Linked DNA regions of Mus musculus: region 1 is linked to region 2. The links are chromatin loops, found by intact Hi-C in ENCODE. Cell type or tissue: left cerebral cortex. All regions are shown on one strand. Each heading gives the region's core, and the rest is flanking DNA. Links, peaks and the distances in the headings are about the cores only.

Region 1 (4,530 bases), core at 227-4,226, 76 kb before region 2:
CGTTGCGCTTCCAGCTGCGTCTGCCCGGGCGCAGCACGTGCTCCAGGCGCTGGCGCGAGAGAGCGAGCGCCACCACCGCGGGCCCGCAGCCGTTCTGCTGGCTGCCACTACAGCTTAGATCGCAGCCACTAGCGCTTCTGCAGCAGCCAAGGCCGCTACGAAAGCGCAGGGAGCTTGAAAGGAGCGGCTGTCCAGAGGAGCAAGGCTCAGGGAGCGCACCTGGTAAGCATAGCGCTGTTTTTCTTTCTCTCAGCTGTGGAGTTACCAGGGATGTAGGATGCCGCCGGAGCCCCTCCCCCAGTGCAGGGATGGAGAGTGAGCGAGCAAGGGGCGGGTGCTTGGACTAAAGGGACCCAGAAGGGCAGGTGGTGGGCAGGTGGACGACAGGTGAAGCCAGGGATACTAGAAGGTCCTGCAAGTTTAAGAAAGTCACCCCGCAAGGACATGTGCTCTATAAATTAGACATGAATTTAGAGTCAGGAGCCTGGGCTAATGTGGTATGGCTAAATGGGAGGTTTTTGAATATCTTTTTGTTTTCATTCACCTAACTGAAGGATTTCAGTGGGGTTGTTTCCACAGAAAATAGCTAAAATAATCAGTGGCAGAAAAAAATAAATAAAACCAATAAAGCCCCCCCCCCTTCTGTCTCATGCTGGTACATGTGCAATGATAAAGCATGCACTTAGCGAGGGAGGAGAATTTTAGATCTCTGAGGATATTAGATGTTTGGGCTGTAGTAAGCACACTTGCTGATGCTGCACCCCAAAAATGAGACAGGGAAGAAGATTATGGATGGTTTTAAATACTGTATTACAATTCTAAAATGACATTTGAATGACTATAACACCAGGACCAAGAGATTCTCTGGAATCATTAACCCATTTATGAGATGTATCAGCACGTCTGGACCCTTAAAGCTAAGATTATATATTTCTAGCAGTGAAAGGAAGATTTTTTTTAACCTTAAATTTTCTGACAGAACTTTCATAAAGGATGATAATGAAGAACATGGAGATCAAGAGGAAAGAGAGGGGAGTTGAACAGACTCCATGAGCTATGTGTGGTAGTATAGCAAGGAGAGTTGGGTCTGTCAGATTTGGTACCAATGTTCATTCAGTCACACCCTGAGAAGCCCTTAGGCCATTGTCTAGGAAAATATGTGACCTTGAACAAGACTACCAAGCATTGTACACTTATTCTCTCCATCAGGAAAGTGGAAAGCATACTGCATTTTAGGACACTGAAGTCTCACAAAATAGTGTGTGTTTGTATAAGCTTGAAGAATTGTACAGGGAAAGAGGGAAGGGAGATATCCGGAAATACAGGCAAATAGATTGTAAAGATGTTCTCTCTCCAAGTATTTTAACAGCTGTAACGTTCACAGTGCCATTGGATAATGCATGCTGGTTCTATGAAAGGTCTATGGGAAAGGTTGAGTCCAGCCAAACATTCAGGCCCATGCAAAGATTATGGAGTTTTGACAGTTGTTTGGAAAATTTCAAATGCACAAAACTTAAAGTTACATTTTGCTTATTTGCTTGTTTGTTTATTTTATTGTCTAGCGAAGTAGCATTTGAAAAACATATTTTGGTGATAGGTTGTGAAGTTTTGGGGTTTGTTTGTTTGCTTTTATTTAACTTAAGCTTTGAGAAGTTACCTGGGCTTGATTATGGTAAAGAAAATCACATCCTAGTTTCAAGGTTTGTCACTGTGTGGCAAATGAGGATTTTGGAATGAGACAGGAATGTTCTGTAATATGAGTAGAAGGCTTAGGGAGGGAAGAGAAAAGCGATATTTCTCTTAGAGCATGCATGTCTATAGCCCAGTGGGCAGCAGGCAGCTGGCACATACCATGTTGATTCCTCTTCTACTTGACTGGAGAAGTCATCTCTAGCCCTTTTCTGTCAATGCATATTCATTTATAGAATTTGGAGATTTGCATTGCAGATGCTGAGATGGTATGCATTCATAAACTCATCTCCCTGGGTGTCTTCAGCTCCCCCCATCCTGAATGTCTGGCCATGAAACTAGTGTACCCATCCTGATCTGCCCAGGAGTCTGTGTTCCTAAAGGAACTCACTGTGCCACTTGGTGGCACCAAAAAGTTGCGCAGAGAAGTCTCTTCTCTATAAATACTAACTACCACCCCTCCCTCCTCCGCTCTCTCCCCTTCTCCCCTTCCCCCTGTCTCCATAGAGGGGAAGATTGCTGTACATGCCGCCCTCAGCTCCGCTGTTCTGAGCACTCCGAGCACAGGGGATGAGCTTGGGATCATCTTGGGGTTGGGGAAAAGCCCAAGAAAGGAAAAGCTGGCTCAACCCCATTGATTTCTGCTGCCCAACTTTACTCCGGGGGGCTAGCTAAACAGCATCTCACTGCCTGCTGCGTGGCCAACAGGGGGTAAGCTTGCTATGTCTGTGTGCCCAGGTATCTATCCCCAGACCTGTCAAGGATTTAGAAGCTTTAAGCATGCTGATAAGCTCACAGTGTGGTTTGGAGGAGGGGACTTAGATGAATCCGGGGTGGCCAGAGCAGAAGAGGTTCACATCTGCTTCTTTTACAGAAGACCATTATTAATTAAACCTGTTGGTGGAAAAGGCGCGAGCAAGAGGGTAAAGCAGGGGGAGGTATGCAAGGTCTAAGATAGGGATTATGCACGCCTTTGGATCCCCGTGTCTGAGCTCTGAGGAAAGGAGAACATGGTTTAGAATGCAGACTGGCTTACCCAGTCCTTTGGAGAACTCAAAACTGAGAAAGCAAAGGTAGAGAAGGGAAGGAAGGAGAATCACTTCTGGGTAATAGATTGGTTTCTCCTCTGCCTGGGGCGGGGTGGGGTGGGGGTACAGCGTTTGGTGCTGAAAGCACAGCTTGGGATTTATTGTTTCTATCTCAATGTCCTTTGAACGCCCCCAACCCCTAGCGCAACTTCGTGCGCTTTCTTTTTCCTTGGATATAGCTTTCCCTTCCTTCCAGACACAAAGCTACCCAGGGGCAGCAGATCAGAGCGCAGAAGAGGGATCCCAGGCTACAGGGACTTGGAGACAAGGAACCAGGAAAGTTCTACCAAGCAAACTCTAGTTGATGTTTACAGTAGCCTAATCTATTTTGGGACATTTCAGCAGGAAGTAATGGTTGACCTGGGTGATTACCCACCTAGTTGTAGGATGTATGGCTGTTCGTATTTCTCTTTAGAGTGCATGGTGTGGGAAAAGTGACTTTGAGAAAGTGATAACAGATTCTTGTTTTTATTTAGTCAGAATCCTGGAACTGTTTCACCTGAATTAGCTTGGGTATCCAAACAAGTAGGTAGTGCTATGCATCAATTTATTTCTTCATAAGAAATTGGTATTCACAAATGGAAAGGTGGACTCACCTTTCTTTCTTCCTTTCAATATCCAACTTTATATTTTATTGTTTAAATTGCTTAAGAAGTGAACTAGTGATCTCCTGTATTTCTAGTTCTGGTAGCAAATTGGTGCCTATAACAACAGTCTAGTGAGAATGCTTAGCACTAAGGGCACCCCTTCATCCAGCAAAGATTTATTCTGAGTTATTTGACACCTTATTATGAGTTTCAGAGGATATAGGTGTGCTATTTTTTTCTTGTTGTGAGTGCTTTGTGCTCTTCTCTTATGGAGTGGAGGGAATTTCCTCCATTAATTTCTCTGTTAATTCTGTGTAATACATATTAAATTGTCAGTTAGTAATCTTTTTGTCATTTGTGGAACTTTCCATTTTGAAGGATTGTTGGTTTAGAAATAGAAAACTTTGCTTGCCAAACTCACTAGGTTAATGACTTGCATTCTACCAAGTCTGCATCCTTCTCCTGGAAACTTCTTCAGCACCTTGGACAGGTACTCATACTATTCCCTAGGCTTCACTGGACACTTACTGAGCAACAAACCACCACTTAGATAAAAGACTTTTCCTCGTCCTTTACACTTTATGATTAAATGTAAAATTCATGTATTTCAACTGCATCTTCTAGAGCTCCATGATGTTCCATAGCAGTGTTTTACCTGTGGGTTTTATGCCCAAAAAGGACAGAGGAAATCCAAAGAACAAAAAAGAAAAAAGAAAATGAAAATTTAATGTCTATTTATTATAGGCACTCTGAGGTTATTTGGATAAGAATGATATTTGAACACCCCATGTACTTGCTTAAATCTTAACCTGTTATCAAATGTATACACAGACCTTTACCATTGTACACATCATAGCCATTCAGACTGATATCCAGGGAACACTGAAAAATTCAGTAATAGATATTTATCCACGTAAAGAATATCTATGATTTGAGAATACTTGGGTAAGGAGACACCATTTTCTTTCTTTTTTCTGAACTGTTATTTTGTCATGTTTCCTACTAAATTAATTGGCTTCACTAAAAATGTTTACATTTGTGAGTAAATAACTTTCATGATTCTTATTTTATTCAAAATGCATTGAGAATTTTTCAAGGAATGTTGCTATATTGACTTTTTGAAGAATGTTGGGACTATTTATGCATTTAGAAATGGTAAATTAAAA
Region 2 (4,530 bases), core at 260-4,259:
TTCAACACCAGGCATAAGAAACCCCATTTTTCAGTGTTTGGTCAGGTTTATATACAGAATCCCCCAAAGTTACACATTATTGCTGATGGCCTTGGTTAGCCACTTCAAAGGTGGAAGGCAAGACCCAATTTCTGAAGAAAGCATGCATTTCAGACACAGCACTCAGAGGACCCTGAGGTGAGACAGACCTTAATGCTGCCTTCCTTAGAAATAGTTTTTGTGGTTCCAGAAGGTACCATGGGAATTCCAGAAGAGAAGAGGGAAGCAAATGATCTTCTGCCTCCTCCTCTTCCTCCTCCTCCTCTTCCTCCTCCTCCTCTACCACCACCTCCTCTTCCTTCTCCTTCTTCTTCTGTAAGTAAAACTATTGGAGCAAACAATATTCTTACTCTGCTATGTTGCCAATGAACCATGACATTGACCAGCATGGCATATAATTTCAATGTTGCAGTAGTGGCATAGATACACTGACAGTATCTAAAAGCACTCAACTTGGATGTAAGACACACTCAATAAGAGGAAAAGCATGTCTGGTACCAGAAAAATATCTAACATTTCAGAGCTAGTAAGGTTATGTACCTTAAATAAGAATCTACTATTATCATGTTACTATACCAGCATAATTCCTAACTCTGCCTTAAGTATTTGCACTTATACCACAGATAATTGTAGCTCTCACCCATTTTCAAGGAAACTTTTCTTTGCAATAGACAATACCATTATAAAAAGCCAAAGACATTCAAAACATAGATTTGTGGATCCTAACCCCAATAAATATAGCTACAAAACACTCCTTTTGCCTAAGGTGCAAAGATCATGTTGGTTTAACAAACAAATTTAATACTAAATTCTTATCTAAATCCATGACCCCACGACCCTTGGGAAGTTTGGCATGATTGCCCTACTGTCAAGTGCACCTAAAATCCAATTATATAGCTGTTGTGTAAACCAACAAATGAGTACCACTTATTATACCTTTATGGATACCTCGAATATCTTGTTCTTCATAGGTGTTGTAGCTGGATATACTTATTTGCTTCCCTTGCTTGTCAGAAAGGTATTTTCTGGTGTCACGGAAGTTGAGTAGGAGAAAGAGGATTTCAGGTTAGATCCAATTCAAATAATCGAGTCCACTGTTTTAAGTGTGTGGTGTCTATAGAAATAAAGGGTTATCTTCAACCTCTTAGAGGCAACAAATAGCAACAGTAATAGCCTATATTGTTTGGAACTTATTTGCCCTACTCTTGCTACCATCTTAAAAGAAGGATTCTTGTGACTGATACTGGAGTATTTCTTTTATTATAGTTCTCATGGGGGTTATAGTTCTTGCAGAGATTACTGTCAGCCCAAGTAGTACACATGCATGCATATGTATTAGTGTGCGTGCATGTGTGTGTGTATGTGTTAGACTTGGGGCCTGGTCTTCAGAAAAGTGTCAAGGATGGAGCAGTGAACAAAAATCAGAAAACTTTTAATTTTATATTCTTCTGACAAAGTTGAAGATTTAAAGTACACAAACCCTAAAATATGGTAGTGTATAGTGTATTAAATCAAATACTAAATATTAACCCCTAGCCAAGGTTTACTTAGAAAGACTTTCAATGAGTTGACAAAGCATAGCAGTAGGAGGTGGTTAGAAGTCAGGAGGTATAAAATGTAGAGGATCAGTGCAGCATCCTGGCATCTTTGGGAGTGCAGTGAAGCCTTTGGACTGTTCAGGAAAGAGTGATATTACTCCATTTCTCTTAAGAGAAAGAAGTCTGTGAAAACTTAGGTGATCCTAAAATGTGCAATGAGTAAATATATTAAGTAATCAATTCCATTGTTTTGCTACATTTTACTGATATGAAATACATACAAATTAATGCTACCGTTGCTGCAGGTGGGACGTTTGCATGAATAAAGCAACTAATAAACTTCAGTGACATGTTATCAAGACTATCCATTACAAAATATGTATGTGATTCAATAGGAATCAGAAGCAACAATTATCAATGTTAGTAGCCTCTCATCTCTGAATATTTTTTTAGGAAGCAGGAACCCAAAATAGGATTTTTCTGTGTACTTTACCTAATGTTCTTGAATAGCAAGCTCAATGAACATCCGGTTTGCTAAATATATCCAGCAGCTCTTTCTCTGATGCAAACAGCCTACTCACTTTGATAAAATCTTTCAGCTTGCATGACTTTGTTTAAAAATATATTGGCTTGAAATTCTCAGCTGCTACTTAGGTTTCAAACTACGTTTTTCTTAACATGGATACAGTTAGGAAAGGTATAAGCCAAAAACGTTTCAATTTGAAAGAGAAATTAATTTAAACCAAGATGTTTAGAGGAATTTGTAAGCTTTAAGCACTCACTTTGTGCCACATGCCAATAAGGAGTGTTATTACCCTACTTAAAGAACAATCCAGAGGGAAAGGAAAAGCCACAGTGCCTAGGAGTACAGCTGCTTTTGTTTTCATGTGAGTATATTATGAAATGATAATATTAAGAACAAAAAGGATTCAGAATGTTCTGTTCCTTTCCTATGACAATTGGTCAAAATATGTTATTTTTCTTAATTTTACTGTTAATAACTTGGTGTTAAAACCTTTGGATGATGTCAAATAGAGCATTCTAGACAGTTTTTTGGTAATAAAAATTTATATTAGGAAAATTGTACATGGAGAGCTCACACATGATTACCAGTTTACCAGTAATATTCAACAGTTTATGCAAAGGGAGCAGAAGCTTGGCAGCAGCACAGCTGAGAAACACTCCAGTTACCACAAAGCGGGTTCAAGTCCTTACTTTTAATAGCAACATTCATTTCCCTACTGTATATCCAGCATGTTCTTCATTTCTGTAATTTTGTCATCTTAAGAATAGTATGTAAAAGGAACCATACAGGATATAATTTGGGGAATATTTGCCCTTTCACATACCATAGCTCTCTGGAAATTTGTGGATGTTTCTTAGTTGTTAGCATCCACTCACTGCTTTTTATTAGTGGCCATGGGTTTACCACCCATTAAACTCATACTGTTGGAATAAATCTCACCTGATTTCAGTTTCTGACTATAATAATTAAAGCTGACATAAACAGTCAAGCAGGGTTTGTCTGCTCTTGGCTCTTCAGAATCAATATGAGAAATACAGCTCCCGGGTTGTATGATATCAGAAAACTTACTTTGGCATTTGGTTTTCAGAGAAACTAGTCAAATTGCTTTCCAGAGACACTAGGCTTTTTTACTTCCTAGCAGTATTGTCTGACTTTATGAATGTTTAGAAACGTCCTGTTTTTATCTTAGTCCTTTTCTTAAGAGAAGTGATATCTTATTGTGGTTTTAATGTGCATTCCCTGATGGGTAACACTTTTGAAGTTCTCTCTCTCTCTCTCTCTCTCTCTCTCTCTCTCTCTCTCTCTCTCTCTCTCTCTCATGTATGTGTGTATGTGTTTAATTTTGGTATCATTATATTGCCATTGCTTAAATTTCTCATCAGAACTTTGCTCATACTAAAACCAGCGGTTGTATATTTGCAAGGTGTTGCTTTGTTCTATCAATTTGATACAAGCTAATGTCATCTTTGAAGAAAGAACCTTAACTGAAAAACTGCTTCTATCAGATTGCCTAGGCAAAGTCTGTGGAGGCATTTTATTCTAAGGATTGATGTGGTTGGGGTGTTCATACCGTTGTGGGTAGTGCCACTCCTGGGCAAGAGTTCATGGGTTGTATATGAATGCAAATAGAACAAGCCATGGAAAGTAAGTCAGAAATCCACATTTCTTCAAAGTCTCTACTCAGTTCCGGTAACCAGGTTCCTGCTCTGAGTGAGTACTATCTTGCTTGCCTTTTGGCCATGTTGCTTATTATAGAAATTAAAGGCAAATTTGGAGTTGGACAACTGGAATTTGTCAACTATTTACTTTTCAGAATTTTAATATATTCTAGAACTAATAGTTTGCTGAATGTGTAGGTGAAAATATTTCCTAACTTGTAGCTTGATTTTGTTTGTTTATTTATTATAATCCTCTCAATAAGGTCTTGAGCAGGGCAATTGTTAATTTTTTAATAAAGCTAAGCTCACCAATTTTCTCCTCTATGTATTTCACTCTTGATGTCCCTACAATGCTTTTGAATTTGTTTTGTAATTATATATAGTTGCATGTTTTAAACGGAAATATCATCAATCTTACATTTTCTGTGTAAAGCCACTGTTTGTGTGTGTCTTTCGTTGTTGTTGTTTGCTTGCTTGTTTGTTTGTTTTGCTTTGCTTTTTGTTTGCTGTTGTTTTCAAACTCCTCCCTTTGATACTCACATTCTCTGGCATCATTTGTTGAAAGGAATGTTACTTCCGCTAAACTGCTTTAGCATATTTGCCAAAAATCAAGAGAATGTGAGAAATTCCCTCTGATTCTTGGCTCTGGTCCACTGGTGTACATGTCTGAACACCTGCCAGAAGTAAACATCATTTATTGCAGTGACAAGAGTGAGCAAGTCTGAAACCAAAAAACATGATTTTATGCTGTTTTTCAAACTTATTTTAT

What was found. Peaks named below come from ENCODE experiments on the same cell type or tissue, not always from the same donor. Only the 100,000 strongest peaks of a DNase experiment are listed, where the experiment ranks them.
Region 1: a loop joins it to region 2, with 3 times the contacts of the local background. A loop is called at or near these places in 2 of 42 quality-filtered maps.

What each region holds. Positions count from the first base shown.
Region 1 is chr7:87,584,319-87,588,848 of GRCm38, forward strand. Grm5 (glutamate receptor, metabotropic 5) reads left to right here. Exons shown (of 11, transcript NM_001143834.1): 1 at 1-222. Among named protein-coding and RNA genes, the nearest start is that of Grm5, 2.4 kb to the left of the region's middle. In left cerebral cortex, for the core only: a CTCF peak has its summit at 2,080 (motif pointing right); DNase peaks (open chromatin) are centred at 1,161, 2,121 and 3,013; H3K4me3 peaks cover 4,000 bases; H3K27ac peaks cover 2,977 bases.
Region 2 is chr7:87,659,860-87,664,389 of GRCm38, forward strand. The region is part of intron 3 of Grm5 (glutamate receptor, metabotropic 5); the gene reads left to right. Among named protein-coding and RNA genes, the nearest start is that of Grm5, 78 kb to the left of the region's middle. In left cerebral cortex, for the core only: no CTCF peak of the experiment used is centred there; a DNase peak (open chromatin) is centred at 2,135; H3K27ac peaks cover 297 bases.